Regions from separate parts of the Mus musculus genome. Here regions 1, 3, 4, 5 and 6 are each linked to region 2. Evidence: chromatin loops called from intact Hi-C (ENCODE). Cell type or tissue: left cerebral cortex. All regions are shown on one strand. Region 1 has its middle 43 kb from the start of Gm38759. Region 2 holds the start of Nog (noggin). Region 3 has its middle 37 kb from the start of Gm34677. Region 4 overlaps Gm525 (predicted gene 525). Region 5 holds the start of Coil (coilin). Region 6 has its middle 59 kb from the start of Nog.

Evidence for each region. Peaks named below come from ENCODE experiments on the same cell type or tissue, not always from the same donor. Only the 100,000 strongest peaks of a DNase experiment are listed, where the experiment ranks them.
Region 1: it touches region 2 in a loop (9-fold over the local background); 37 of 42 quality-filtered maps call a loop at or near these places.
Region 3: a loop joins it to region 2, with 4 times the contacts of the local background. A loop is called at or near these places in 5 of 42 quality-filtered maps.
Region 4: a loop joins it to region 2, with 4 times the contacts of the local background. A loop is called at or near these places in 15 of 42 quality-filtered maps.
Region 5: a loop joins it to region 2, with 2.3 times the contacts of the local background. A loop is called at or near these places in 6 of 42 quality-filtered maps.
Region 6: a loop joins it to region 2, with 8 times the contacts of the local background. A loop is called at or near these places in 7 of 42 quality-filtered maps.

Annotation. Positions count from the first base shown.
Region 1 is chr11:89,162,371-89,167,370 of GRCm38, forward strand. No RefSeq gene overlaps it. Among named protein-coding and RNA genes, the nearest start is that of Gm38759, 43 kb to the left of the region's middle. In left cerebral cortex, a CTCF peak has its summit at 3,090 (motif pointing right); a DNase peak (open chromatin) is centred at 3,092.
Region 2 is chr11:89,301,106-89,306,105 of GRCm38, forward strand. Nog (noggin) reads right to left here and starts at 1,454. Exons shown (of 1, transcript NM_008711.2): 1 at 1-1,454. The coding sequence starts at 915. The coding sequence ends at 217. In left cerebral cortex, CTCF peaks have their summits at 1,038, 1,284 and 2,532 (motif pointing left); DNase peaks (open chromatin) are centred at 354, 514, 814, 1,195 and 3 more places; H3K4me3 peaks cover 2,379 bases; H3K27ac peaks cover 1,449 bases.
Region 3 is chr11:89,918,828-89,923,827 of GRCm38, forward strand. No RefSeq gene overlaps it. Among named protein-coding and RNA genes, the nearest start is that of Gm34677, 37 kb to the left of the region's middle. In left cerebral cortex, a CTCF peak has its summit at 2,633; DNase peaks (open chromatin) are centred at 2,057, 2,572 and 3,930.
Region 4 is chr11:89,082,475-89,087,474 of GRCm38, forward strand. All of the region lies in intron 2 of Gm525 (predicted gene 525), which reads left to right. It also overlaps the pseudogene Gm22534. Among named protein-coding and RNA genes, the nearest start is that of Gm525, 11 kb to the left of the region's middle. In left cerebral cortex, a CTCF peak has its summit at 2,316 (motif pointing right); DNase peaks (open chromatin) are centred at 409, 2,337 and 3,943.
Region 5 is chr11:88,970,790-88,975,789 of GRCm38, forward strand. Coil (coilin) reads left to right here and starts at 3,146. Exons shown (of 7, transcript NM_016706.2): 1 at 3,146-3,413. The coding sequence starts at 3,160. It also overlaps the pseudogene 2210409E12Rik. In left cerebral cortex, CTCF peaks have their summits at 607 (motif pointing right), 3,074 and 3,274; DNase peaks (open chromatin) are centred at 3,133 and 3,666; H3K4me3 peaks cover 1,400 bases; H3K27ac peaks cover 738 bases.
Region 6 is chr11:89,240,838-89,245,837 of GRCm38, forward strand. No RefSeq gene overlaps it. Among named protein-coding and RNA genes, the nearest start is that of Nog, 59 kb to the right of the region's middle. In left cerebral cortex, a CTCF peak has its summit at 2,694 (motif pointing right); a DNase peak (open chromatin) is centred at 2,688.

The DNA of each region.
Region 1 (5,000 bases), 140 kb before region 2:
TACTTCCTGGTGGATTGGTGCCAGTCTTTGTCCCTGTAACCCACCAGTCCAGTCTCCAGTCTCAGCTCTTTTTCCTCCTCATTAAGCAACATGGCTGGCTTTACTCTCTCTCTTACTTCCCAGTGCTCCATGCTCTGCTGCTGCTGGGGCCAAATTGGTACCAAGTCTGGATCGATGGCCACTGGTTGCCAACGAACTTTATTTCATTCAGCTAAAGCCTACGACACACTCCTGTATTTTGTGCTCTGTTCTGTGAACTTCCAGGATGACACGCCAAAGGGACAGTGTGCATCTATTCCTCCACATTACTGATAAATATGTCTATATGTTCTTACTGCCAATGCATATCCCCGGGTACTTATTTCTTTGATATACCAGATTCTCTCATGGAACTGTGTGTCTGGCATTGCCACAGCCGACTATTGGTCTTCCTGTTCATCTGGCCCTTCCTGAGTTTTCATTCGCTCCAGTTAAAGGTGTTCCCCACCCTCCCTCTCCTTCACCTCCCACATCCAGCCCATGATCAAGTTGGTTGCTTATATTTGTAGGTCAATCTCTGCCATCCCAGCTGCCTCCCTAATTCCAACCACTTCTTTTATGGTGTTCTATGTTAGTCACCGATGGTTATCAGCATGGGGTGTTTTTTTTTTTTTAATTTTAATTTTTTAGAAAACACAAACTCAGTCGTGTCTGCATTCCCTGTCCCCCTAGCCTCCTACTGATGTAGAGTTAAATATTTGATCTCTCCTATGGCCCCATGGGAGCTGTCTCCTGCCTGCTTTTCCAACCTTAGCTCAGGTCCTTTCTTTTTTGCTGGCCACTTGGCGCTACCCCGGACTCTCTCCTCCCAGTTCCTGGTGGCTCAGTGTTCTTGGCCACCTGCAGGCTTTGGCTTTGTCCCCACAGATCATCACCTCCATCCTGCACATCCTTTTGGTCTCAGCTTAAATGTCATTACTCCAATCTAATTCCATTGCTTCCTCTTAGCCATTCTAGGCTCCCTATTAACACTACCCATATCTCCCCCAAACTGCTCACCATCAGGGACTACGTGACCCTTCCTCTGCTGGCTGTAAGCCCTGTAAGACAAGGATCAAGACTTTGGGAGCTCACAGTTGTAGTTCCAGACTCGGCACCTAGTAGATGCTTAAGAAACAGTGCTTGTTGCATGATATCAACGGTTAACGAGTTCTCATGTGTGCCTGGCAGTGTGCCAAGTCTTTGACTGTGCTATCACATTTTCTTTAATCCTTACTATAGTCCCCATCTATGAGGAAGAGGACCTAAGTGTTTTAAGTAAGCGGTACAAACACATCCGACTAGGAAGTTGTAAACTTGGATATGAATTCCAGTCCCAAGTTTTAAAAATTAATTTATTTTTTTTATTGCCTTGTTCTGCTGGAGTGGATGTGCACAGTAGGTGTGCAGGAAATGGAGCTTCCGGGGATGGGGGTGGAGGCACAGGTAGTTGCCTCTCTCATTTCTTGAAGTGTATGAGAGGAGATCCGGGGAGTCTCTGGCTTGCTCCCCTCTTCCTGAGCTCCTCCACGTGGCGGGGTGGGGGTGGGGGGGTGGCGAGGCAAGAGCTTAAGATAGAGGCCGTCAATGAGAAGGCTCTGTGGAGGGAGGGAAGAGTCCCTACCTAGAGGGCTGGAGCAGAGGGTGTCATCAGGGCTGTAGTGAGTGAATGGGGGAGGGGCTTGCTGGGCACGTTCTGAGTGAAGGGCTGCAGACCAGTGGCTCACAACCTTCCTAATGCTGCAACCCTTTAGTGTGGTGACCCCCACCCTACCCCAAACAACATTATTTCATTGCTACTGCACCACTATCGTTTTGCTACTGTGATGAATTGTAATGTAAAGATCTGATAAGCAGGATATCTGATATCAGACCCCCAAAGGGGTCGAGACCTACAGGTTCTGTAGTAGACTCTATAGGAGAGCTTTATCTCTGGGACCCTTGGGGGAAGGGGGCAGAGGAGGACAAGCAAGTTTCCAATATGGCGTTGAATGAAAGGAAGTGCATGTCTGGAATCTGCAAGCCAGGGAGGCAGTTTAGAAGAGGCCATGGGCCGGTGTGGAGGAACTTGGATGAACCCTGCCTTGTTTCTTCTCAGCCTCTTTCCGTTCAGTCTGTCCCTAATGTCTTCTGCAGTCCTGAGCACAGGCTGTGCCCCTTCCGTACTATTCTTTGCCCAGGCTGACCACAGCCTCTCTGAGGCCAGTTGAGAGTGAGAACCCTTCATTCTTGGTTTTGCAGGTCCTTGTGCTGTGCCTGGGATGCAGTAGGGTTTCACACACTTATTGAAATGGTCAAATCATTCCAACTCCCCCAGATCTCATTGTCTATGTCCCCCTCTGTGTTACTGTCCTAAAGAGTATTAAACTCAACAGGACACTTGATCCATGAAGTATGTATTTATTTTTATCATTCTCTGGTTGAGACGAAACCTCCTTGGCGCTGGGGACCACATTAAATCTTTGTATCTCAAATACTGAGTGTCGCTGTAGACTGTGTGCAAGGGTGAATGATCTCTCTCCTTTGCCGTTCTTAAGGAACCGTAGCTCTGATAGGTACTTTCTAGACTGAACTGGCTTTGGAATCATGTCTCCTGAAGGTGAGAAGCAGGAATATCATGTGGTTCACAGGATGGGTGATTGGATGTCTTCCCAGGGCACATGGGGCGTGCTTCAGGTGTATTGAGACCAGGTGCCTGTTGGGATCAAATATAATTTTAAAAAATGGTCTTGAGCATCTACCAAATGTCTTTCATCGGGCCTATATTTTTCTTATTCTTTATATCTACAAATAAAGTATCATTTTTGTTATACAGATTAAAAAGCAAGCTAGGGGAAGAGTATTGTCTTTTCTAAGATAGATGGAACTACTCTCCATCTTCCGAGACAATACCAGCTGTTATTTCTTCAGAGATGAATACATAGGTCAGCTAATGTTCCCTGCTTAGCTTTGGAGCATCTTTTAACTGACTCTGGGGAAACAGTCTTCTTGTGACATGAGCATTATGTCCAGGCTGAGAAAAGTGTGGTCTTGAGCGAAATATGCCAGAGCTCATGCTGACCACCAGGTGGCGCTGTTGGCCCGACATTTAGTCTTGCCAAAGCTTGGCTGTTTTAAAGGGTAGCTTTGGGATGGCTCATGCAAAACCTTACTGCGGTTTGCAATTTACCAGCGCCTGACAGTTGTCGTCTGCTTAAACTGTGTGTCCTGTAACTCACCCCCATTTGAGTCCTGAACCTCCCAAAGAAGCTGTCATCTCTATTCCACAGAGGCCAGGAGTTTAAGTAACTGGAACTAAGTTCTCAGAATGGCTTGGCACTCAAAGGGAGCAAGGCCCGATCTGTAAGCCTCCCTTTTGTCCTTTCTTTCCTTCACATTCTGATGTATCCCGGGCTAGCCCTAAAGTTGCTATGTAGCCAAGGATGACCTTGATCTCCTAATCCCCCAGCTCCTACCTCCCAGCTGCTCAGACTACATCCCATTCTGCCGCCACCACCCCCAACTCACGTGGTGCTGGGAACCAAACCCAGGGCTTTATGCCTTTCCCCGAAAGCCCTCTGCCAACTGAGATGAATCTCCAGCCTTTCATTTCCCTTTTGATTTCCTCAGTCTCTTCATGATGACACATGCTGGCCTATGGCGGCAGTGGTAATTCTGACAGTGAAAATCAGCTGAAGGCTGTCTAGGGGCAAAGGGGCACACAGGAGAGAGGTAGTTATCTCGCCCTTTTTAACCTGTGTTTCTGGGTATGTATGTGCACATACATGTAGAAATTTATGTGCTGCCTTACAGTATGTGGAGGCCAGAGGGAGCCGGTTCTCTCACACATGATTTCTGAGGGTCCATTCGGTCATCAGTCTTGGCTGCAAGCACCCGTACTTGTTGCGACCTCTCGATAGCCTGTAGATACCAGAGTATGAACTGATTACTCACTATCAAAGTGGCTGTTCAGCGGATCTCTTGGGAGATCAGGATAGTGGTCCTGAGAAGTCCCACTGGCTATTACAAGATGAGCAAGCAATAGTGAACAAGCTGTCTTGGATCCTCCAAAAGCCAGGGTGGAAGGAGTAGTTGATTTTGTAGGCAAGGAGGTGACACAGGGCAGCATGGTTCAGTGTGTAGCCTCTGGAGTAGGCCTGGCACATTGGTACATTAGAACACTGGCACATTGGCACATTGGTACATTGGCTCAAGACATCCCGTTCTGCTGTGCCCACTGAGGGTGCCTGCCTGGAGCCCACAGGAGCCCCAAGTGGAGAAAGCTTGATAAAAGTCATACTTGAGCCAAATGGCTTTGAGCATTCCCTAGGGTCTTCCTTGAAGAGACCTTAGGCTTCTGGGATGTGTCTGCTTGCTCAGCATCCTGCACACTTCCCACCTCTGGGGGCTCCTCACTTCTTACCTTCCCATGAGGCTTGATCCAAACTGATAAGGCCGAATTCGTTTCTGCCCCATGGCCCTTGCCCTTTATGCTCGGCCCTGATATCTCAGTTCAGATCATTGGGCTGCCATCTGGGGACTCCTTACAGGTCTGATGCTCTTGCTAGAACCATCATGAAAATACTCTCCCTCAACAACCAGTGATCAGACAGAAAGCATCTCCATGGAGTCCAGCGGCAGACCCCAAGTCTCTGTCAAGTGGATGGTTGGGTTCTCTAGGCCTTTAGACAAAAACAAGCACCAACTCCTAGTTGGGGCATTCCTGGGATTCATCCCCTGTTAAGTATAGGTCTGGGCTCTTATGTTCAAAATGCCAGGCCTTCTGTGGCCTCCTCTGGCTTGAGGATAAGGCTTTTGGGAAGCTGAGTGAAGAGCTGACATTTTCCCCCCATGTAATAGACTCACACTAGGTGTGTCCCAATTATTGCTTCTGAGCCTCTCAGCAAGCCTGCTTTAGAGTGAGATATGAGTAGAGAGATAGAAGAACTTTCCCAGCTTACTTAAAAACTATCGTAACTGAAGTCAGAGCCTAGATCTTAAGG
Region 2 (5,000 bases):
ACTGGGACCGTATATACACACACATATACATTCCTACACAGTTAAACAGTGCATTACAGGAACCAGAAAGCCAGGTCTCTGTAGCCAAGAAGAAAAAAAGTTCATTGAAAACCCTCGCTAGAGGGTGGTGAAACTGGTTGGAGGTGGTGGGGGTAGGGGGGGCGTTGGTGGGGATCCATCAAGTGTCTGGGCGCGGGCAGGGGGCCCCCCCGAGTTCTAGCAGGAACACTTACACTCGGAAATGATGGGGTACTGGATGGGAATCCAGCCGCAGCGCTGACCCCCGCGCCGCTGACAGCGCCACCGCAGCACCGTGAGGTGCACAGACTTGGATGGCTTACACACCATGCCCTCGGGCACAGAGCAGGAGCGCTTGCTGAAGCAGCTGCCCACCTTCACGTAGCGTGGCCAAAAGCGGCTGCCTAGGTCATTCCACGCGTACAGCACCGGGCAGAAGGTCTGTGACCACAGCCACATCTGTAACTTCCTCCTCAGCTTCTTGCTCAGGCGCTGTTTCTTGCCTTGGGCCAAGCCCTCGGAGAACTCCAGCCCTTTGATCTCGCTCGGCATGGCCCCCGACGGCCGCTGCCGCAGCAGCTGGTCCAGCTCCGCCAGGTCCTCGGCACCTCCAGCCGGTCCCCCGCCCCCTCCGGGTCGGTCCTCAGGGGGCGAAGTAGCCATAAAGCCCGGGTCGTAGTGGCCCCCGAGCAGCGAGCGCAGCAGCGTCTCGTTCAGATCCTTCTCCTTAGGGTCAAAGATAGGGTCTGGATGTTCGATGAGGTCCACCAGGGGCAGGTTGTCGCTGGGTGCTGGGCGGATGTGTAGATAGTGCTGGCCGCCGGCTGGTGCTGCCCGCAGCCCCAGGACCACCACCAGGGCGTAGAGGGTGACCCCCAGGCTGGGGCAGCGCTCCATGCCTCCCGCGCGCGCCCCGGGGCTGCCTCTTCGTCCCGCGTCCCCGGAGGAGAGCACGCCGAGTCCGCGGCGCTGCCGTGCTCCCCGGTCCCTCCGGAGGTGGCTCACCCGAGGCTGAGCAGGCGCAGGGCAGGCAGCATGAGCCGCGAGGAGAGCCGTTCGCGCAGCGCCGGCTCCCGCCGCGGCGCAGAAGACGCGCACGAGTTGGTCGCAATTCCCCCCCGCCGCTCTACTTGGGAAGGCGGCCGCGGTCGGGCATCCGAGATTACTCCAGCGCGACCGTGGGGCGCTGGGGGCGCCGGCTCCTCGCTGTTCTCCCGGGCTGCCGGCGGCGCAGGGCGCGTGGACGAGCCTTTTCCCTCCTCCTCCTCCGGTCGCTCGGCGTCTTGTTTCTCTGTGCGGAGCCTCCGGTAGAGCGGGTCCTGGGCCACTTCTCTCTGCCTGCTCCGGGCAGCGCAGCCGGCTCTGCCCGGCGGACTCCAGCGGCGGTGGCGGCGGTGGCGGCGGCGGCGTCCGCGCACGTTGGCACCGGTTTGTCTGTCTCGCAGGGTCCAAGCCTTTAAATTTCCTGCACTTTCAGCTCCATCACCATGGAAACCACTGACTCTCTCTCCGCGTTGCCCCCTCCCCCTTCTTCCCCCCAAACAACAACCCCACCCCCAACTCCTCCACCCGCGAGGAGCCGGAGACGCACGGGCTCGGGGGGAAAGCGACTGCACTGGTCGCCGCGGCGGCGGCGGCGGCGGCGGCTCCGGCAGCGCCCAGGACTGTGCCCCGCCGGACCCAGATGCCCCGGGAAGCCGACAGTCAGGCTGCCCGCCGGAGCTCACAGGCGGCGGCGGCGCGGCAGCGGCGGTGGCGGCGGCGGCGGTGGCGCTTGGCAGGTCTCCGCGCAATTTTCTCTCCCCCCCCCAACCCCCGCCCCGGTTCTCCTCCTCCTACAAAATGCACCGCCCCCCTCCTTTCTCCTGGAGCAATGCAATGGGGCTCTAGGCGCCCCGCCAGGGCCAGTCCCGGGGAAAGCTCGTGGCGGCGCTGGAGCCAGGCTGGAGGGTGCAGGGCTGGAGTTGAGGGGTGTGGGGTTGTCGAGGTGGGGCTGGGGGACTCTCACTAGCTGAGTGATTTGTACCGGGAGGGGAGCAGCAGGGAGATGCCGGGGGCCCGGTTTCCAGTGCAGTTCCTAGCAAGAAATTTCTCCATGTGCATGGAGCATTTTCCCGGGTGCGTGTCTTTTTTACACTCTCTCTCTCTCTCTCTCTCTCTCTCTCTCTCTCTCTCTCTCTCTCTCTCTCTCTCTCTCTCTCGGGCTTGGGGTAAGTCCCCTCCCCCCAACACACACACACACACACACACACACACACACACACACACACACACACACACACACACACACCAAGAGCCGCAGCGTTGCGCAGCGTGATGTAATTTCTAGGTAGCACCCCTTCTCTGCCCCTCAGATCCACGAAGCGGGGAGTCGGGGGTCTTCTCACCCTCCTCCTTCGCCTAGTCCTACCGGGTGAGTGGCGGGGAGATAGAGGTACATCCTCCTAGCCTGTGGCTCTCCTAATCTTCGCTGCTTGGTACAACTAGCTCTCACCTCCCTGGGGGCGGCGCGCCCTCTGCTGGCCCTTTGTGATCCCTGCATTTAGTTCTGGCTGGTGTGTGTGTGTGTGTGTGTGTGTGCGCATCTGTGCCATATTTACACACTGACAGGCACTTTATGCTTTTGAATGCTTTCTCATAGATCTCCAGACTTAGTGTAAACAAAGATCCTGAGATTTTCCTCCAAGGTACTTCGATTTCACAAGTACACAGGTTTGCATCATCTGGCTGGGGCAAACAGCCTCAGTGGGCAGAGAGTGGTGACTAGAAAAGGAAATGTATACTAGAAATAAGGTACCCTAGTTCTGGATGCTGTCCACTCTGGCACATCTATGTAGACCTTGGGTAAGTCGCTTGGGTGGCACTCTAAACTTTAGTTTTTGGATTAGTGACCTAAGTTCCCCCCCCCCCCCAACCATCTTATAGTTCTAACAACTGAGTTAGGTCACTAATCCAAATTCAGCCCAGCAAAGGGACACTGCTTATTGAAAAGAAGGAATAAACCCTTTGATGAGAAATGGGAACTGTTTTCCTTTGGAGGAAGAGCTGGGTCAAGACCGAGCTCAGAGTCCTTTATGATGGTGACGTGATCCCATCTGGATAGGGGTGGAGGAGAGATATCTGGAGTGAATGTCCTGGAATTCACCAGGAGTGGGAGTTAGGCATTCCCAGTGTCACAGCCTCAAACACACTAGAAGGTCTAGTGTGTTTGGTCAAACAAAACTAGAAGGTCAAACAAAACTAGAAGGTCTAGTTTTCCTTCTAGTCCCCTAAGGGGGGAAAGCACTGCATTGTATGACTTTTCTGCAAGACCTCAGCCATAGAGAGAGATGCCCAGTTTCAGGTGTGAACACTTCCCACAGCTGTAATGACTAGACAAGTAGAATTAGACTCTCTGGGTTCTGTCTATAACAAGGTCTTGCTTTGGTCACCACTGGAGAAAAAAGTGACCTACTGGGATCAGTGTGGTCCCTGCATATGGGAGGCTGGGGAGAGGGGATTATGAGTTCAAGGCCAGCCTGAGTTGCACAGTGAGTTCTAGGACACCCTCAAGAACAAATAGGAACAATTTAGGAACAATCATTGTTTTTTAAAAATTGGTCTAGGTCTTAGGGTTAGAGAGGTGACTCAGTGGTAAAGGGCACCGACTGTTTCGCAGAGGACCAGGGTTCTTTTCCCAGCATGGTGGCTCACAGCCATCCTTAACTCCAGTTCTAGGACATCTGATGGCCTTTTCTGACCTCTGTGGGCACCAAGCATGCAAGTGTTACACAGACTTGTATGCAGGCAAAAGCCTCACACATAAAATAAAATCAATAAATCTAATTTTAAAAATTAAAAAAGTAGTCTGGTTTGCACATAATCTGAGACGGTCTCCCAGACTTTGCTTTTTGATATGTTTTATGGTGGTTTGGCATTCGTTTGCTGTCTCATGAAGATTAAATGTTCCAGAGCAATTTTGTCACTGCTGAGAATCAACTAAGAGAAAAAAATTTTTTTCCTGGTAAAGACTTGAGGAGATAAACTCCAGCCCAGCTCTCCCGAGACAGGGTTAAGTTCTAGCTATTGCTCACTTACTGTGCGATGTTTTTTCTTTCGTTTTTCCTTCAAATCACCTGTGGGTTTTTCTTTTAATTGTCAAATTTATTACTATTTTAAATTTATTACTATTTTATTGTATGTGTATGAGAGTTTTGCCTGCATGCATATCTGTTTACCACATGTGCCTATAGAGGCCATGTGCCCCTGGAACATGAGGCACAGACAGTTGTGAGCCACCATCATCATCCAGATGAGTCCTGGGAGTTGAACCCAGGACCTCTGGAAGAGTAGCTAAAGCTCCTAACCACTCAGCCGTCTAGCTCTCCAGCCCCTGATCACCTGTTTTTGTTTAAAAGCCAACCTAGAGCCTTCTGCCCTTTATGTAGGCTGGATAGATCCGACTGAACAGCATAGGAAGAATGGGAACCCATGCATACTTGATGATGGCTCAGTGACTTATTCATGGAGATCAGAGGGAAACGCATGTCTCCATGCGAGTGTTAGACAGTGCAGAGCTGACCCCACCCTGCAGCCAAGCCTTCTGCAGTCCCCAGAGGGGAGAGATGACAAGCATAGGAAGGAAGTACTCAAAGGACATTGGAACAATCCGTAGATCACTATAAAGCTGTCAAAATTGGTTTCCTTAAGCTGTGCTCCCTTTTGATACACTTAACACTTTCTGCTGGTCTTTAAGTGTTGTCTGGAATTTTAGGATACACTGTGACAAACTAAAAGAGTATTAGAGCTATTATTATACATACACAGTATTGGGTTCTCAAATTATTGGGTTCTCGAACCACAAGCCGAGTTGGGAAATGCCACATTTGGGGAGGCTACAGCCCCACTCCACTCTACAATGGGGAGCAGCCTCATATATTCAGGTACCAAGGAACACTGGGTTATTGCTCTGAGAGACTAGACTGAGCAATATCTTAATGATA
Region 3 (5,000 bases), 620 kb after region 2:
AGATGCTTTGCATAATAGCCTATTTAATAGTCTGCTAGATAATACATTAGTTAATTTTACATATCAAGCTGACTAGATCATGAGATGTCTAGGTATGTCTGTGAATATTATTTAGGGATGAGATTAATGTCTAAATCTGTATACAGAGTGAAGTTCACTGTTCTCTCTAATGTAGTTAGGCCTCAGCCAATCCAATAAATGTCTAAATAAAACAGAAAGGCTGGGGCTTTCATTGATGAGAGGAAACTACTCCTGTTTCCTACATCAAGCTTAGCCTTCAGTCTGTTTCAGCTCTCAGGCTTGTAATGAGATTTTGGCTCCTTCTGCATCTCAACCCTGATGGTTTTAAGATTCATACCAACCATTCTCCTGCTCCTTGGGCTTTCAGACTCAGAAGAAAGCCACACCATTAGATGGGCTGTGTCTCCAGCTGCCAAATGACAGCCTTGAACCTCTTGGTCTCCATAAAACTGTGTGAGCCAACTCATATACATATATACATATTTGTGTCTTAATACATTTAATATATGAAAAGCAATAATAACAATAATGGTTATAGGTATTATTTATATAACAATAATGGTTATAGGTATTATTTATATACAAAGAATCTTGTATTGATTTTATTCCACTGACAAACTCTGAACAACACTGGCATGTTTTGATGGCACATTACTGGTGTTCTATTGTTTTGTTTTAATATAAGTGTGACAGCCTTCACATTAAAAGTATTCAACCTGAAGTAGATCTTCAGAACAATGCATATATATCCTTATATTAAAAATAGAGAAATGACATGCAGGTGATGGTAGGATAAAGTTGATGTATATTTGGTTGAGTTATCACATCTAGCCAGAGCCCTACTAGTAACCCAAATATTCATGAGTTTCAGAATCACATTCAAAATGTTAACAGTCAGGGGGAAAAAACCCATAATGAGCATTATTTTCAAAAGACTGTAAAATTCCTTCTAGGAGACATTAAGACCAGATTTGTTCTAGCAAACAGAATGAAGGCCAATGAGTTCCAAGAAGTCTAGTTTTAGCTTTGATTACCCCCTTCAGCAAGCATGCTCTGAAAAGCTACTGTGTGGCACTCACTGTTCTTGAGAGAGGAAAAAAAAAAAGGTTCATTAAACAAGGAAGACAGAATTTAGAATTTGCCATCTAGAAAGGGAAATCTAAGAAATCAATGGGAAAAAACCTGAAGTAAAAAGAGTGGAAAGGGTGAGCGATGCTGTTTCGAAGAATTGGAATAACTATGTAGTACAGCTTCGAGGAGATTATTAAATAAAAAGGGAGTTGCCTTGGATGATCTCTGAGGTAAGCTTTCACTGTGAGATGTTCTCACATCTTGGTAGCTTACATGCCTATGGGAACCAACGTGGCCTTTACTATGACCATTCAGTGACAGTTAGAAGGGATTGTTCTCTTCCTTGGGTGACAAAGCATGGGGTGAGTCTTCTCACTGTCAGCCAACCTTCTGTGTCACAAATACCCTGAGTCTTCCACGGAGTTTGCTATGTTTAGCATTCTGTTCTGTCATCTTCTATATAGTCTTATGTGCTTAGCGCTCTTCTGTCTCGAGCCACTGAGCCTTTACTCTGAATAGGAACCCTGTACACTTTATCTCAATTTTTTACCCTCTTTCCTCTCTAGAATGCCACTACCCCAGTATCTGACATCCCGGACTGTGTGTGTGTTTGTTTTGACAGTCTCTGTCCCCATCAACCTGCAAGATATAGGTGAGTCAGTACTGCAGGTGTGGCCATTTTATACTCAGGACTTAGCTCTCTTCCTGACACATGAGAAGGTACAGTGCATCTATATGGAGTCATGAGGACTGAATTAACTGAATCCAATACCTGGGGAATCAGGTTTGTACCTCCCAAAGTTAGAAAGGGGTTGAATTATTCCACCAACCTCCCCCCAAAATAGAATTTTTCTAGGACTGGGTTTCTTCATAGCCTTCCTTCCACTCTTGACTAGCTAGAACTGTGGAGGACGGGAGCTGGGAGGGGCCTTACAGCTTACCTAAGGCCTCCTTGGAGAAGAAAACTTCAACATACAGTCAGAAGGAAGCTATGAATATGTATGAATCCACGGATACATAAGGCATATTTTCAGAGCTGCTTTCTCAGAAATATTTTGGAAAACACACAAACAAATAAAAACAACCCTCTCGATCCATCCACCTTGGATTTGAAATGGATCCCAAACTATTGACTCAAAGGTAGCCAGGATGAGAAGGCTCTGTGTGTGTGTGTGTGTGTGTGTGTGTGTGTGTGTGTGTGTGTGTGTGTGTGTGTGTAGGGGGAGGAGGTGCTCTTTTGGTGGTAGGCCACTGACCGCTGAAAGCCTAGCCCTCATGTGCACACATTGTCCCCTGGGGCCCTGGTGCTGAAGGAGCCTGCCGGACCTGCCTTGTGGGGCTGGCCGCTGACAGCTTCTGACTGTGCTGCTCACCACAGTAACTTTCCGAAACCTCCCACAGTGGGGCTGGGGGAGGGGAACCCAAAAATCCCAAATATAATTTAATTTCCAGGGCAAGGATTTTCATGTTTAAAAAAAAAATGGCCAAGCCTTTCAGAGAGGAGAGACTGCTTTCTCTTGCATTACCACACTGCCCCCTTGAGCATTCGGCTGAAACCCTGCACAGAGCCAGGCTTCAGCCAAAGTCCATGGTAGAACAAGCTCTCCACGGAACAGAACCAGGAGACAGAAGAGAAAATGAGCATGGACATACACGACGAATACCATGGTTCTCATTGAGAAGTTGAAGAGAGATCATCTCAACCTTAAGAAAATCAGGTAATCCCTTGTCCGAGGTATAAAGAAAACGAGGAGGCATTACATGGCAAGCCAATGAGGGGTCACGGGAGAGGAAGGTTTGGGGTCCTTTGGGACTTTCTAACCCAACTCAGCCTTATAGAGAAGAAATGTTAAGAAATCTGTCAAGAAGGGATCACGAATTGAGATGAGATGAGGAGAGACAGAAGCAGACTCCAGCCCAAGGCTGGATGATGAGCAAACAGAACTGTGTGCTACAAGCATCCCTTAGTTTGGGAATTGCACAGAGATGTTCAGGAAGTCAGAAGTGTACCTATGGGAGACCCAAGGGCACAAATCTAGATAGGTACATGGAGAGAGAACATCAAGATGATTTTGTATCTCTTTATAAAACATTTGCCTTTTTTATCTTCAGGGAAATGAGAAGATGTTTAGTGGATTTCCTTCAGGTCAATGAATCTTAGATATAATCAGAACACATTGCAAAGGACCAAGAGTCAAGCAAAGGAAGACAGATCTGACGGAATCAGACGATGTGGCATGATACACGAGATGGTGCATTCTGTGTCCCTAATGTAATGAATGGATCCTTTAGACTTCCTAATACTTATCATTGTGTGATAGGCTAGTGCAGTTAAGATAACTTGACTTTTAGCAGGTTTACAGGATAGTGATACCTTAGCAACCAGCTTCTGGGATTTGTATACTCTCTCGTGGACACTAAACAATTCCATATTCTTTGCATTTTCTTGGCTTCTCAGACATGCCCATTCCTACGAGCTACCCAGGACCCACCTTATTTGTTCACTTCATGTCCTTTAGCTGATCTGTAGTATACCCACATCTTCCCAGGGCTGATCTTTTTGTTCATCAGAGCTATCAAACACCCCAGCTTCAATTCTTTTGCCTCTCCTTTGGAAACAAAAGCCCCTGACATAGACCGCTGCAGAGTCTGATATCTACGGAGCACAGAGCCATAGAAAACTGAAAATAGAACCAGAAAACATATTTATTCTTTCCCTCTGAGTACTTCTGCAAGGCAGGAATGATGACGCAGCCTCACTGGCTGGCCATAAATTGTCCAATTTCTTCACGCCTCCTAGCTGACGCCAAGCTGTCACCAGGATCTGGTCTTGATCTTTCTAGTCTGGCGCTTCATTTTTTCAAACTCCAGCCTGGCTCCTTGCAGGCCCTTTCTGATTAACTTGAGATCTGGAGTTCCTCACTCTAATTCTGCCCATTCAAGAAGTGATGTGACAACACATTGTTTCCTGGGACATCCACAATCTCAATGAAATGAAGGGATGGAAAAACCATGTAGCTTAAACCAACACAGTCCCTGTTTGCTCTGAGACTTGTCAGTCTGCCCGTATTACAAGTGGCCAGTCACTGTGGACTTTCCTGACCGTTTTGTTTTAATGTTATGACCCGCCTGCTACCCCTAACTCCCTTGTCTCCTCTGAATTCTTGTGTGGCCTTTTATTTCAGTGTTGCTTATTTTAGCTATTGTTTTCTGCCTGCCACTTCCTCCCCAACACCAAAACTTAGCTCTGCAGCACAAAAACATTTGTGTCTGTTTTGCCTGGTAAAAATAATTAAAGAGTTTATAAAAGTGGTTTCTAGAAGATGTGCTCAACAGATGTTTTCTAAATACGCAAGAATATATGTGTTTATACATCTGTGTCCACATGTATATATACATGAACACTTACATTTCAATAAGGAGAACTAGCCAGATAGTCAAAGAAAAAGAGAGGTGCGTGTGAGTTTGCAAAGTGTGCACAGGGAAAGATCTAGATGAGAGAGAGAGAGAGAGAGAGAGAGAGAGAGAGAGAGAGAGAGAGAGAGAGAGAAACAAGAGTGAGACTCACTATGTTCATGTCTCTGGTCACAATGGCTTTAGGAATGTAATTTCTTTACATTCCTAAAGCTAACCACCACTGTCTACTCTCTTATTTGGCCAATTCCTCCTCCTGAGGCTGACTATCAAGGTCCATCTATCAAAGTAGTAACATCCAGCAATCAAAAGCCCACTTTGGTTCACCTCATTAACATGTCCAATCAAAATACACTACCACATCCTAGCCCATTCTGACACAGACCTCCCCTTTGTCTCTTCTTTTAAAACATTGCCCCTGCATGGTCATTTGCTTCTGGTTTTCTGCCTCAGTCAGAAGGCGGCCACTTTAACCTCTCTTCCCTGCTTAATGA
Region 4 (5,000 bases), 220 kb before region 2:
CATACATGCAGGCAAATAACCATACACATACGGCAATGAAATAAAACTCATCATACACTTGTGTGTTTTTCAGGTTCAGTGGAAAAAAAAAAAAGAAAATTCTCAGAGTTTCATATGCTTTCCATTATACTAGGTACTGCCAAATTGTAACAAGGTCTGCCCTCAGTGTGTATAAGATCTCTCTCTCTCTCTCTCTCTCTCTCTCTCTCTCTCTCTCTCTCTCTCTCTCTCTCTCTCTTTCTCTCTTTCTCTCTCTCTCTGACAGGGTCTCACTATGTAGCTCTGGCTGGCTTGAACTTGCTAAGTAGGTCAGACTGATTTCAAACCCAGAAATACACCTTCTTCTGCCTTCTGAGTGCTAGGATTAAAGATGTGCGTCACCGTGCTCAGTGGCTTAGTCAGGGTTTTTATTGCTGCACAAAACATCATGACCAAGAAGCAAGTCGGGGAGGAAAAGGGTATATTTAGCTTACACTTCCACATTGCTGTTCATCACCAAAGGAACTCACACAGGGCAGAAACCTGGAGGCAGGAGCTGATGCAGAGGCCATGGAGGGGTGCTGCTTACTAGATTGCTTCCTCTGGCTTGCTCAGCTTGCCTTCTTAGTGAACCCAGGACCGTCAGCCTAGGGATGGCCCCACCCACAATGGACCCTCCCACCCTGGTCACTAATTGAGAAAATGCCTTACAGTTGGATCAAGGGAGGTTCCTTTCTCTGTGTGTCAAGTTGACACACAAAACCAGCCAGCATGCCCAGCATCTTATACTCCTTTAAAACTTATTTATTATTTTTGTGCTTGTGCATGATGAGTGCTGTGGGTGAACTACGGTGCTTATCTGGTGGTCAGAGTTTGTGGAGTTGGTTCTCCTCTTCCACCTTTCTGTGGGTTCCAAAGATTGGACACTGGTCACCAAACTTGTATAGCAAGCACCTTTCCCCTCTGATGTGATGCATCTTGGTAGCCCACTTCCCTCTACTCTTTTTTTTTTTTTTTGGTTTTTCCAGACAGGGTTTCTCTGTGTAGCCCTGGCTGTCCTGGAACTCACTCTGTAGACCAGGCTGGCCTCGAACTCAGAAATCTGCCTGCCTCTGCCTCCCGAGTTCTGGGATTAAAGGCGTGCGCCACCACTGCCTGGCTGCTGTAATGGACTGTGGTAAAGTAGCAATTTATTTATTTAAAGATTTATTTATTTATTTTATGTATAGGAGTATACTGTAGCTGTATAGATGGTTGTGAGCCATCATGTGGTTGCTGGGAATTGAACTGAGGACCTCTGCTCACTCACCAGGCCAAGACTCTCCCTCCCCCTCCCCCTCCCCCACCCTCTGTCTATCTCTGACTGATACCTAGAGATCAGGATGTAAAGCTCTCAGCTACTGCTCCATGGCTGTGCCTGTCTCTTTCCCACCATGGTTATCATAGATTAACTGTAAGCAAGCTTCAGTTAAATGCTTTCTTTCATAAGAGTTACCTTGGTCATGGTGTCTCTCCACCCCACAGGCATTACACCATTTCGTGTTCTCATAATAAGAAGGGAAAGCACAACCCAATAAGCTATGTTGAGAGCTGAGGGTGTGTGTGTGTGTGTGTGTGTGTGTGTGTGCGTGTGCGCGTGTCTGTGTGTCTGTACGTGTGCATGCACGCATGTGTGTGACAGACTACATTTACAAAGCTTTTATTATAGTGTATTGTTTTATTTTTGTGTGTGTGTACATTTGTGCTTTTTCGTGTATTCTTGTGTGTGTGTGTAGGCCAGGGTCAACCTTGAGTATCATTTTTTCAGGAGCTGTCTGCCTTGCATTTTGAGATAGGGTCTCTTGTAGGCCTGGAGTTCCCCAAGTAGGTTAGACAGGCTGGCCAGTGAGCCCAGAGGTCTGCCTGACTTAGTGTCTCCAGCACTGGGAGTAAAAGTATACACCATGATGCCTGGGGTTTTAAATGTGGCTTCTGGGGAGCGAGCTTAGGATCTCATGCTCTCGAGGCAGGGACTTTACCAATGGAACTCTCTGATCTGCCAGCTTTCTATTTTATTATTATGGATAAGTTCAGTAACTTTCTCCATAGACAGACCCAGACCCACCCAGCCTCTCCTGAGGCAGGCCCTTCCCTGAGTGGAGGTAAGGGCTTTGCTGACAAGAGTTACCTCTCCAGCTCTGTAGCATAACATTTGAGTTATTCTATTTTATAATTAAGTATTGTCATTGACTTCTTGCTTGGTCCAGTTTGTAAATTAAACTTCATTATAGGCCTTTGCGAATAGGAAAAAATACGGTCTGTGGAAATTCAACACCAGTTGCGTTTTCAGACATCCACTAGGGGGCGCTAGAAGATATCTCCTGTGGATGGAGAGACTGTCTTACTCATGTACAAAACAATGCTGTACATGTCACTAAACATATCCGTGTGAAAGCGGATTTCTAGAAAAAGGCTCAGAGAGATAATGGGTTAACTGTCAACCCTGTCATCTCGCTGAGTATTGAAGCTAGTGCTTTGGTGATCTTTATATTTAATACTTAAATTTTTGTTTATTTAAAAAGATTATTTAAAAAATTTTTTAATTATGCCTTTGTGTGCTTGTCTGTGTGTGGGTATGTATGCATGTGTGTGTATGTGTATACATGTGTATATATCTGAGTTCCGGGAACTGAACTTGGGTCTTTTGCAGGGACACTATGTGTTCTTAATCACTGAGCCACTCCAGCCCTCAATTTTGACATTGATTGCCTTATTAGATTGTTCTAAATCGCTTTAGGAGATGGACAGTTTGTTTCACTTCAGAGCCTCCAGAACCAAGCCAATGACCGGTGTGGCGAGGTTGGGTGGGGGTGTGTGTACTCAGCAGGATAGAATTTTTTCTTGAGTGTATCTCAAGGAAATCTCTTCAGTTGCCTCAATTAAACTCATTAAGATCCTCTCATCTTTCCAAGTCTTAGGGAAGAATTTGTTTGCCCATTGCCAGGCAGAACCAGGCAAATTCTTTAAGAAGGATGACATTCAGGCTTCTGCAATGTCCTTTGTGATCATCTCTGTTTATAAGTGCTCCTGTGCCCTGGGGATTTGCCTTCCTGGGAAGCTGGGATGTCTTTGGCTTGTCTTCCTTTCAGGTGTGCTCTTACTGGGTGCAGATAAATCACACTGGCTTTATGGTAAGTGGCCTTTGTAAATATGCTTTCATGTTTAGCACCATGACGACTGTCCCAGGAACTCCACTCCCCTTGTTCCCATGATCTCAAAGATGGTTCAGAATAGCTGAGATGTCAGCGCATACTGGCTTTCCTGGGACGCGGAGCCTTCGGGGGAATCCAGGACAGTTAACTTCTGAGCCATCCTCCAGTCTGCGTGATTACCTTTGACTAATGAGCAAAATAAATTCTCCCGAATGTCAATGGACCTGTAATCCTGCCCAAATGTCATAGGAAAGGATGGAGACATCTTGGAAAGAGTTCACGCCTTGATAGGCTGTTTGCTATGTCATTCTTGGGTCAGGTCAGGCTCTGCTGGGCATCTCATTTCATTATCATGCCACTCCAGGGAGGGTCTAAGTGTAGTTTCCATTCCAATTACTGGGAAAAGATTCACTTTAAATCATTACAATGAGCATTTGACATGGAACACAAATATGAGTTTTTGTTTTTGTTTAATTTCTTCCCTCCCTGGAGAAGGGAATCTAAAGAAATGAAAACCTGTTTTCCATCTCCCTCTCCTTTCTTAGTCCAGGAACATTTGAGAGGGTCATTAGTACTGGGTCATTTCTGACTCGGCCAATGCAATTGTTGAATTTGTGGTTTTTAGCTGATTTGTAGTTGGGCTTTTCATCTTTGACTAATGACTGCTTTCAGGCCTTTGTGGCAGATTCATTTCCCCAACATTTAAAATAAATACTGAAGTGTCATGGAAACCGGTGCTGGCTTCTTTCTTGTTCTCAGTGTGTGTCTATTTTGGTGGCTTTTCTTCAGTGATGACTTCAGCTGCTGTGAGACAGACACTGACTTTTGCTTTTATGTAGATTTGGCTATTATAGCAAAGACAATCGACACAGACAGCGAGGGACCCTCCAAGGAGGCATCAGTGAGACAGAAAGCAACCTCTTCATGTATTCATTTATATATCTCTTCAGCGAGCGGTACTGAGGCCCTACTGTGTACCAGGCGCTAAACCACACACTTGGTGTACCGTGGCTGTTGTCCTAAAAAAACAAACGTACAAATAAAACCTACCCTGGGCTGGGTAGCATGTGCCATAGTCCTAGCTCTTCAGAAGACCAAGGTAGAGAATCCTCGGAGCCTGGGATTTGTTTGTTTTTGAGACCCTGGTTCTCTCTGTAGCCCTCTCCCTACTTAAAAATTACTTTATGGACTTCTTTTTATTTTATGTGTAGAGGTGTTTTGCTTGCATGTATGTATGTATGTATGTATGTATGTATGTATGTATGTATGTATGTGCACCATGTGTGCGAGGTGTTCCTAGAGGTCAAAACATAGATCTAATCTGCATATGAAAGAGAACACGAGCTGTTTGTCTTTCTGAGCCTGGGTTGTAACCTCACTCAGTATAAGTTTTTCCGGTTCTGAAAAAGCAGTAGATGCTACAAAGTGGGTGGGAATGGTTTATCTGTGTGTGTGTGCCTTAGGCCCCTGTCAAGAGGAATGTTAAGCATCTCGTTCCACAGAATACTTCATTTCTTTTTCTTTTCCTTTTCTTTTTCTTTGAGGTGGGACCTCACATTAAGCCTAGGCTGGCCTGGAATCTATTGTTGCTTGGCTGGCCTTGAATGTATGGTGATTCTCCTGTCTCGGCTTGCAGTATGCTGGGTTTACATACAGCACACAGCCATCACGTCTGGCTTTTCTATGAGTGTGTGTTCACTTATATGATGTACGTGCGTGAATGTTTTCCTATGCAGCGATGCCTGGACAGCTGTGTGCACAAGTAAGCCAGAGGTCCTCAGCTGCTCTCCACCTGTGCTTTTGAGATAGGGGCTCTCACTGAAGCCAGAG
Region 5 (5,000 bases), 330 kb before region 2:
TACTTTTTTTAAAGGATTTATTTATTATATGTAAATAAATTGTATATATATGAGTAGTATTTTTTAATATTTATTTTATGTATATGAATACACCATTGCTGTCTTCAGACACACAAGAAGAAGGCATCAGACCCCATTACAGATGGTTGTGAGCCACTATGTGCTTGCTGGGATTTGAACTCAGGACCTCTGGAAGAGCAGTCGGTGAGCTTAACCACTGGGCCATCTCTCCAGCCTTATTTGCTTTTTCTTTTTTGTTTTTTTGTTTGTTTGTTTGTTTGTTTGTTTGAGACAGGGTTTCTCTGTGTAGCCCTGGTTGTCCTGGCACTCACTTTGTAGACCAGGCTGACCTCGAACTCAGAAATCTGCCTGCCTCTGCCTCCCAAATGCTGGGATTAAAGGTGCGCGCCACTATATCCGGCTATTTGCTTTTTCTTTATCAAGTAGCCAGGCTGGGGGAATGTCTTTCAGTGGTGTGGTGCTCCCCTGACGTGTACAGGGCCCCTTGTTCACTCTCTAGCACTACAAAATAAGTAAATAGCATTGTCAAAATCATTGTACAGGAGACCAGGCATGTATCTGTACACTGTAGCTGTCTTCAGACACTCCAGAAGAGGGCATCAGATTTCCTTCCGAATGGTTGTGAGCCACCATGTGGTTGCTGGGATTTGAAATCAGGACCTTTGGAAGAGCAGTCAGTGCTCTCAACTGCTGAGCCATTTCTCCAGCCCCTTATACTATATTCTTAATAGCCATCATGGCTTTCTGTACCTGCTCAAAAAACACTGGATTGATAAGATCCAAGCAGAAGCAGGAAAATTAGACTGAAAAGGAGAATAAGAAAAATACTTGGACACAGACTTCAGAAATTTAAAAAACCCTTAGAAAGACCTAGGAAAACCAGTGAGACACAGATTGAGGAATTTAGGAAAGAACTTGCCACTCTGCCAGTCACATGATGAAACTGAAAGGGGCTGGCTCAAGCTTATTAGAAAACCAACCTCAGCCTGGCATGGTGGCGCACGCCTTTAATTCCAGCACTCTCGAGGCAGAGGCAGGAGGATTTCTGAGTTCGAGGCCAGCCTGGTCTACAAAGTGAGTTCCAGGACAGCCAGGGCTACACAGAGAAACCCTGTCTTGAAAAAACAAAACAAAACAACAACAAACAACAACAACAACAACAAAGATTTAGAAAGGCAGCTTGAATTTGATGATCACATTTTGATGCTATGTCATTTAGCAGCTTTTTAATGCTTGAGATGAGGTTGAAGAACCAAGAAAGGTGTGAGTCTTTTCCTTAAAATACACAAGGCCCCAAAGCAGCCTTCCCTGATTTTTGCAAAGATTGACTTCAGTTGTAAAGAGAAGTCAGAAAAATATTAATTGAATCCTTGGCTTTTGAAAACGCTAGTTCAGAATGCAAAAGGATGATTAGGCACCATCAGCACCAATAGAATAGATTAGAGATATTGGATCTCACATTTATGATGCTAATCTGATAGTAAATTCTAAAAGTCTTAAGAAAAAAAATCAAACTGTCAGATGTCTTAACTGTGGTAAGCAAGGGCATTTGGAAAGGGATTATAGGGTAGGTGTTCCTAGAATCTGTTTTGTTTATTCCTAGAAATAATCCAGAAGGCCTCAGCCCTCTGCAATATGCATAAGGTGGGGCAAAGACCAGCATTAGACTAATGAATTCAGATTAACAACACCCTAAGAGGCCTCCTGCAGGTGCAGATATCCAATTGAAACCAGCCTTTCCTGTCAGGGTCAGAGAAACTCAGCCCCAGAGCAATGAAAAGACTTAAAGTCTGTTGTTGACACTTCTCAGGTCCAGTGAGGTGCATGGAGTCACAAGCAGACACAGGGTTGTTTGTGTTTCTTGTGATCCGACACAAGAAGACCACCATCTTCACTGATGCCAAGGAGTCAAGCACGGTGTGGGAGCTCAAGCGCATCATTGAGGGCATCATGAAGAGGCCTCCTGAGGAGCAGCTGCTGTTCAAGGACAACCAGCTCCTTGATGAGATGAAAACTCTGAGGGAATGTGGCTTCACTTTTCAGGTAGCAAGGCCAGAGACCCCAGCCACAGTGGGCCTGGCCTTCAGAACAGGAGATGTCTTTGAAGGCCTGGAGATCCACCCCTAATCTTTTCCTCCACCTCTTCCAGACGTGAGGAAGGATTCTGGAAACAGTGCTAAGGAACAAGATGTGCAGTGAGGGCCCCACAGCCAATTCCTAGAGACCTAGAGACCCATTCTCTAGTTGAAAATAAATAAATAAATTGGCTGTCTTTTAAAATAAATATTAAATAACCCTAAAAGCACAAATACTGCTCTCGCGTCATACTGTATTCTACCTCTCGACTGGAGGTGGCCAGCAGCCAGCAGCCAGCAGCAGCCATCCCTGAGGAGAAAGGAACAAAGCTAGAACAGGGCGTCCGTAGGGGATGATTCCCTCTGGGATGATAGGGCCTGCTACAGGCAGGACTGGTCGGGAACAGCAGGCTCTGGAGTGAATGGTGTGGTTCCTGAGTGTCTTCTCTGGGTACCTAGGCACCACCTGGAGTGTCTGAAGACAACTACAGTGTAACTTATATATAATAAATAAATCTTTTAAAGAAAATCTTCCTATTTATTTAGCTTTCTGACTCTCTGGACCGTCAACACTTTCAGAATACTGTTCTGCCTCAAGATGAGGAAAGCACTTGATCTGGTCAGGGACAGAGGACACACTGAACTCCCTGAGGCCCCCAAGGACGTGTGTGTGTGAGTTTTAAACAGTCTTATGAGAACTTTAAGTCTCGCATCACGAGAATGTCTCATTTTCTGCTTGGACACGCACCACAATTTGGTGCTTTCCTGACCTTTTTGGTAGAAAAGTAAAAACCTATTACAGGGGTTCGAGTCAGGCTTGCTGCTTATTAATTTTATAGATTTTTGGTTTGTTTCTGTTTAATTACACGAACCGATATCGTAGCAGCTATCCTGACAGTCAACTTGCATGTATGTTCAGCCCTGAGAAAGAATGGGGAGCTCGCGAGGGGAGCCTTACAGACCTACTTGCGCCCCCAGGCGGCGCACGCTAGCTGCTGCTGGGGGCGGGCCGCCGGACCACGCCGCTGCGAAAGCCCTTGGAACCTCTCGGCTTCCGTCGAGCATGAGCAAGATGGCAGCCTCCGAGACGGTTAGGCTACGGCTTCAATTTGACTACCCGCCGCCGGCCACTCCACACTGCACGGTCTTCTGGCTTCTGGTGGACCTGAACAGATGTCGAGTTGTCACGGATCTCATCAGTCTCATCCGCCAGCGCTTCGGCTTCAGTTCCGGGGCGCTCCTGGGCCTCTATCTGGAAGGGGGGCTGCTGCCCCCTGCCGAGAGCGCGCGCCTGGTGAGAGACAACGACAGCCTCAGGTGCGCGGGAGCGCGCGGGGGTGGGGGTGGGGGCGCGCGGCTCGGGGTGCGGGTGCGGGTGGGGGGCGCTTGCTGGACCGCAGGATGCAGGATCCGGGTAGCGAGCTAGCCAGCTGCGGAAAGGCAGGTTCGCGAGATCCTGAGTGGTCCAGCCCAGGATGGAGCATCCTTCCCCGGGTTCCCCGGGACGCTTCTCATTTCAGGGGGACTAAACTTGGAGCAGCTCCGGTGCTCAAGAGCAGGGCCAGTACTCACTCTGCCAGGCTCTGTGTGCAGTGTGCATGGCGCAAATATGCCACAGACCCGCCTTCTCTGGGCTGCACTTGCAGGCAGGAAGCAGAGATGTTTTCTGAGTAATGTATGGAATGGCCCACCTTAGCGCCTTGGCAGTGTCCACTTCTGGTGGATTTCTGTGTCTCATTCAGGTGTCATTGGGTCCCATCCAATTGGTATCGGAATGCGTTTCACGTGTCACACAGAAGGCTGTGTGTTTCAGTAGCTTGACTGCTTGCATCTCAAAGCCCTAGATTTGATTCCCAGCTGGCTAACCAGGAATCCCTGCACTGAGGAGGTGAAGACAGACAGGAGGATCAGGAGTTCAAAGTATCCTTGGCTACATAGGTCAGCCTGGCATATGTGAGAGCTGTTTAAAAAAGAAAAAAGGTAAAATCAGGCTGGGCGTGGTGGCGCTCGCCTTTACTCTCAGTAGTCGGGAGGCAGAGGCAGGTGGATTTCTGAGTTTGAGGTCAGCCTAGTCTGCAGAGTGAGTTCCAGGACAGCCAGGGCTACACAGAGAAACCCTGTCTTGGAAAACAAAAGAAACAAATGTGAGACAGAGAGAGAGAGAGAGAGAGAGAGAGAGAGAGGCCCGAGTGGAGGTGGCGTACACCTTGTATCCTAACTCTCAGAAGGCAGAGGCAGGCAGATCTCTGAATTTGAAGCCACCCTCGTGAGGGCTGGGTAGAGAAACCTGTCTCAAAACAACAAGAAGGAGAATTTAATCGTTGTCACTGAAGTGAGTATCCAGGAGCGACTACAGTGTGACTAGTTGGCAGGTGGCTTAGTTGTCTCAGATGGCGGGCTGATGCGATTGGTCATACCAGTTGGCATACATACTGATATAGTCTATGGTCCCACCACTTCCAACCACACCTCTAAGCTTCCGCTGCGGTGAGTTAAATTTGGAATTATAGGCCTGGCGTGGTGGTGCACGCCTTTAATCCCAGCACTTGGGAGGCAGAGGCAGGTGGATTTCTGAGTTCGAGGCCAGCCTGGTCTACAAAGTGAGTTCCAGGACAGCCAGGGCTATACAGAGAAACCATGTCTCGAAAAACCAAAAAAAAAAAAAAAAAAAAAACCCAAAAAAATGGAATTATAAAGCAGGCTATTTCTTGCTTGCCTTTGTTTAGTGTTGCTTTCTGTCGAGAGTGCCACATTTGCAAAATTTCTTCAGAACATCAGGGAAATTAATTAGAAACACTGACCATATCTTTGCATCAGGAATACTTAAGTCAGGAATACTATGATTTGTTAATCATTCTGCTTCAGGTGGCAACTTGAAATAGTCCAAATTTCAAACCTCTCCTC
Region 6 (5,000 bases), 60 kb before region 2:
CCTTGGAGTAGAGTGTAGAATACTTTGAGGATGGAGTTGTAGAAGAAAGAGGGAAAGGAGTGGCTCAGTCCTCATAGAGAGTGGTGGCCTCAAGGCAGCCATGTCTTGTGACAAAAAAGCATGAAGTGGTAGGGTGGTGGCCACAGCAGAAGCAGGGACCATGTATGACTTTGAAGGCTTCCTTTCTGAACTGCTTTCTCTTGGGACTGAGTCACCACGATGGGGAGAAGCCACAGCAACCCCGGAGAGAGACTGCGTGGAGGGGTCTGATGGCCGCTGCAGAGGTCTTGGCCTGAATCCTTCGTCTCTCAGGTATCTTATGATGGTTCAGGATTTCAGCCCTCAGGTTAGCTCTGCCCAGATGTCCCTAGCCTTAGACCTGCAGAATAGTGTGGCTCTCTGTGCACCCTTAGAAAGTTTCAGACCCCAAAAATCCATAGTTTCCATAAAATTATCAATATATGTGTGTAAAAAAATGGACTATGTATCTTAGTGTCTTTTCCTGTTCTCATGGTAAAATACTCTGGCAAAAGGACCTTAAGGGAGAAAGGGTTTGTTTTAGTTCATGGTTCTAAGGTAGGGATGCCGACCTAATGTACATAATCCCTAATAGGCATGCCTAAAGGCCTGTCTCCCAGGAGATTCTAGATCCTGTCAGGTTGTCAATCAGTATTAGTCATAATTTGTATAGGTCTAATTTTATGATGGCTTTCTGTCTTCCCCTCTTCCAGCCTCTTTCACTCCTTCCTTCCCTCCTCCTTTCCTTTTATGTATTGATTCATTCTCCTCTCCCCACTCCCTCTTTCCTTCATCATTTCTTCTCCTCCTTCTTTCCTTTCCTCCCTCTCTTCCTTCTTTGTTTCCCCTTCCCATTCCCCTTGTTCTTCATCATCCCTCTTTTACTCACTCTCTCATTTCGTTCTCTCCTTCTTTCCCTCTCTTCTCTCCCCCTCCCTTTCCCTTTCCCCTTTCTTCTTCTCCGAGTCTGGGAAGATTTGTTTCACAGCAACAATAACTACTCCAGAAATTACTTGGGGTAATGAATGAGTCCTCTGGAGACTGAGATGGATAATTACCCACAACAACATCTGGGTTACCTGAGCATCCCCCACTCCCAGTTAGATTATATAGATACCTCTCATAGGATCTATGAACCTAGAAGTCAAATAGATGGGAATAGAAGAAAATAGTGCAGTTTTTGACTTTTCATGGCCCTAAACTCTCCTAACCTACAGGAGGGACTTGGGGTGGGTCTGGGTGTCACAGTGAGGTGTGGGGACAGAGGGGAGCTGCTTCCTTCCCCTTGTCATCTCTATCCTGGTGTGCTCCAGCCCAGAGGCTGTGGGGACACCCATGACTTGTGTGATGCTTAAGGGAGAGACAAAGAAGCTTATAAGACTCCGTCCTTAGTGCTGGACCTTGGTTGACACTTAGGATCCTCTCTGGAAAACTTGAATGCAATGAGAAAAAAAAGTGGCCTCACCCCAGTGGTCTGTGATGTTAATTTGGCTTTTAATCACTCACTTCCCCGCCCAGGAGGAGTGTGGGATGGACTGGGTGTGGGACTTAGGAAAGGTCAATGTGTCTGTACTCTAAGCCTCTGGTGTTGTCTCCATTACACACACACACACACACACACACACACACACACACACACACACACACACACACACACACACACACAGAGAGACACACACACACACCCCACACACAGTCAATGTGATGCAGGAAGGATATCATGCAACTAAACTCTTTTCAATGCACCAACAGCTCTCTTGTCAGGTAGAGAAATGTGTTGGAGTTCAGGAGTCCAATCAAATAACCCGAGTGACTGCCTCCTCCTCTGATGCCCAGTGGGCTGGCTGAGCTGCCTCACCTGGGAACCGAGGGCTCCAGGGCATGCCAGCTTCAATCTCAGCAGCTCTAGTACACATTTCATTCTGAGCACATCCTACTCAGGAAACTTCGGCAAAGGAAAAAAAAAAAAGAATCACCAACATTTTGATGCATCTTCCCAAAGCTTCATCCCTAGAATTTTTTCTTTTTCATTTTTGACAAACATAGTGAATATATAATTTTGCGTCCTGTTCTTTTCCTTATTGTGGTTTCAGATGGATTTTTTTCCCATGTAAATATGCAATTTCAAACTTGATGGTAATACTATATAGTATCTTATCGCATAATAACATATACATGCCTGGGGCATGTTTTCTTTCATGGTCGTTTGTTTCCATTTGAAAGGTGAATGTTGTGTTTCGCGTTTTTTTACTGAGGCTTATCCACAATAATCAAACGATGGAGATTAGCTCGGTTACTCTGATACCAGCATTCATGGCCTCTCTGTTTCATGTGACACTGCTCATCATTTTAAGTGGCATCACACTACCTGTGTGACTGCACCGTGCTTTACTGTGTTCTTGGTTTGGGTCACTCAGGATATTTACCAGTGTTGGATACTGTAAACAAGGAGGCCAAGGGTATCACTGTGCGCTCAGACTTTCCCTTAGTTTTGGATTATCACCTCTGAATAGAGTCCCAGGAGTGGAATTACTGGGTTAAAGGGTAGGATTGTGTTTATGGCTTTTGATACTTATTGCCAAATTGCTTTCCCAGAGGACTGTGCTCAGGGTAGCAGGCACACTTTATAGGCCCAGGGGAGTCTCTTCGCTCCTCCAGGATGCTGGGCTCCCCTCTAACCACTAGAGGGCGTGAAAGGATGCTGTTGGAGGGTCAGCCCCTCTAGGAAAACCCCAAATTTGCTAGAGGAGCTCTTGGTGAGGAGGAGGGAAATGCCTTGTTGATTCAAGCTTGGATGATATCTCTGGGTTTCCACTGCAGGCAGCTCAGTTTGTGCTCTGGACTCAGGAGGAGACAGCAGCGGGACCTACAGCCTCAGGTCCAGAGTATGAGGTCTGAGTTGTCACTCCTGCTTTGTAACCCTGGATGGCATGCAGAGACCCTGAACTTTGAGTTTCAGTGCAGGGATACAGAAACGCTCTGGGCTGCAGAAGGTTGCTGGGTATTTATGTGGAGACACTGAAAATGAAGAGATACTTACAGGCCGTTTAGTTCACATTCTTTAGGAACAGAGGCCCACACAGTTATGATTGGTTTCCATTCTATTTTCTTGTTTATCCAGAAGTTATGGAGCGTCTATAGTGTATGAGATTCTGCACTCAGAGTTGGGGATAGTAAGAGGATGTGCAAAGTCCCTGTCTCCACAGAGCTTATATCTGTATAGGGAGATGAGCCACTGTGACCGACACTCAACACTGGCTGCACCTCAGACAGTGAGGAAGGCAAATTGGGGGTTGGGGGCAGGGACTTGCTTTGGATGCTCCAAAGAAGCCCTTCTTAAAATGTATTCCTTAGAAGCTGGGTGGTAATGGCTCCTGCTTTTTATCACAGCCCTGGGGAGGCAGTAGCAGGTGAATCTGTGAGTCGGAGGCCAACCTGGTCTAAAGAGTGAATTTCTGGAATGTCAGAGTTATGTAATGTATCCCTTAGAACATTAGTTCAACTGGACATTAAGTAGATGTTAAGTGAAATGTGGGTAGGTAGCTTCATCAGTTAGCTATGGCTGCCTTAATGCTGTGTAACAAACAGCCCCATGCTCAGTCAGTAGCAGTCATAGTTATTATTATTTTTAGAAGGCTTATGGGTCTGGATATTAGCTGGGGTGCCTTTCATTCCTCTGAGACCAAAAGTGTGCACGCTTATTTGCACTGGTAAAGTTTTCTTTAGAAATTTTATATAGATATGCCTTAGAAATACTTGTTCAGCAGAAACAGTGCTTCAAGTTTTGATATTTTAAACCTTTAAAAAGATTTATTCTTTTTATGCATATGCATATTTTATCTGCTTTCATGTCTGTGTACCATGATCATGCATGGCAGAGGCCAAAAGAAGGCCTTGGAACCCTGGAGCTGAGTTACAGATGGTTGTGAGCTGCCATGTGGGTGCTGGGAACTGAGCCCAGGTCCTCTGCAAAAGCAGCCAATACCCTTAACTACTGAGCTACCTCTCCAGCTCTTGTTCTATTTTATGTTATATGCATTTGTATATGTGTGTGTGCGCACATTAATGTGTGTGTATGTGTGTGTGCATGCATTAATGTGTGTGTATGAGGGAGGTGGGGTGGAGAGACACCAGGGGAGTTGAAGGGATGTGGTGATGGATGGATAAGATCAACATACATTATATGAAATTATGAGATTATCAAACAAGAAAATATTATTTTAAGAAAGAAAAAAAAGTTGTAGGACAATGGAAATGCCAAAAAGGTAAGGTAGACAAAGCTACTGTTATTTATTTCTGCGTGTATGTGCGTGTACATTTGTGTGAGAGGGTATGCATGGACCATGGTTCACAAGTGTAGTTCAGAGGGCAACCTCGGATGCCAAGCCTTACCTTCCTTCTTATTTGAGGCAGGGCCACTCTAGTCATTTGTCTGCTAACTCCAGGCTAGCAGTCCCAGCAACTTCCAAGGGAGTCTCCTGTCTCTGCCCCCATCTTGCCCTGAGAGAGTAAGATGGCAGGCATACGCTACTGGGTACAACTTTTACATAGGTTTGGGGATCTGAACTCAGGTTGTCGCAGCAAGTGCTTTTTGACCACAATGATCCATTCTCCTCATCCTATTTTGTTTTGGAGGCAGAGTCCCTCACCAATCCTAAAAGTCCTTGCTAGGCAATGCTGTCTGGTTAGTGAACCACAGGACTAGCCAGTGCTAGACTCACTCCTTGCCTGGCTTTTTACGTGGAAGCCGGGGACCCAAACTGAAGTTCTTATGCCTTCATAGCAAGGACATTAACCACTGAGCCATCACCCCTTTCTTGCATCCTCATCCTGCCTACTAAGGCCAATCAAGCCACAATGGCTAAAGCCAGTGTTCACAATGCAGGGGGAAATATACTTTGTCTCCAAGGACTGAAATCACAAAAACATGACAGCATGCGTGGGCGCAAGGAGGGGTGAAGAACAAGGAGCAGCAGGCTTCT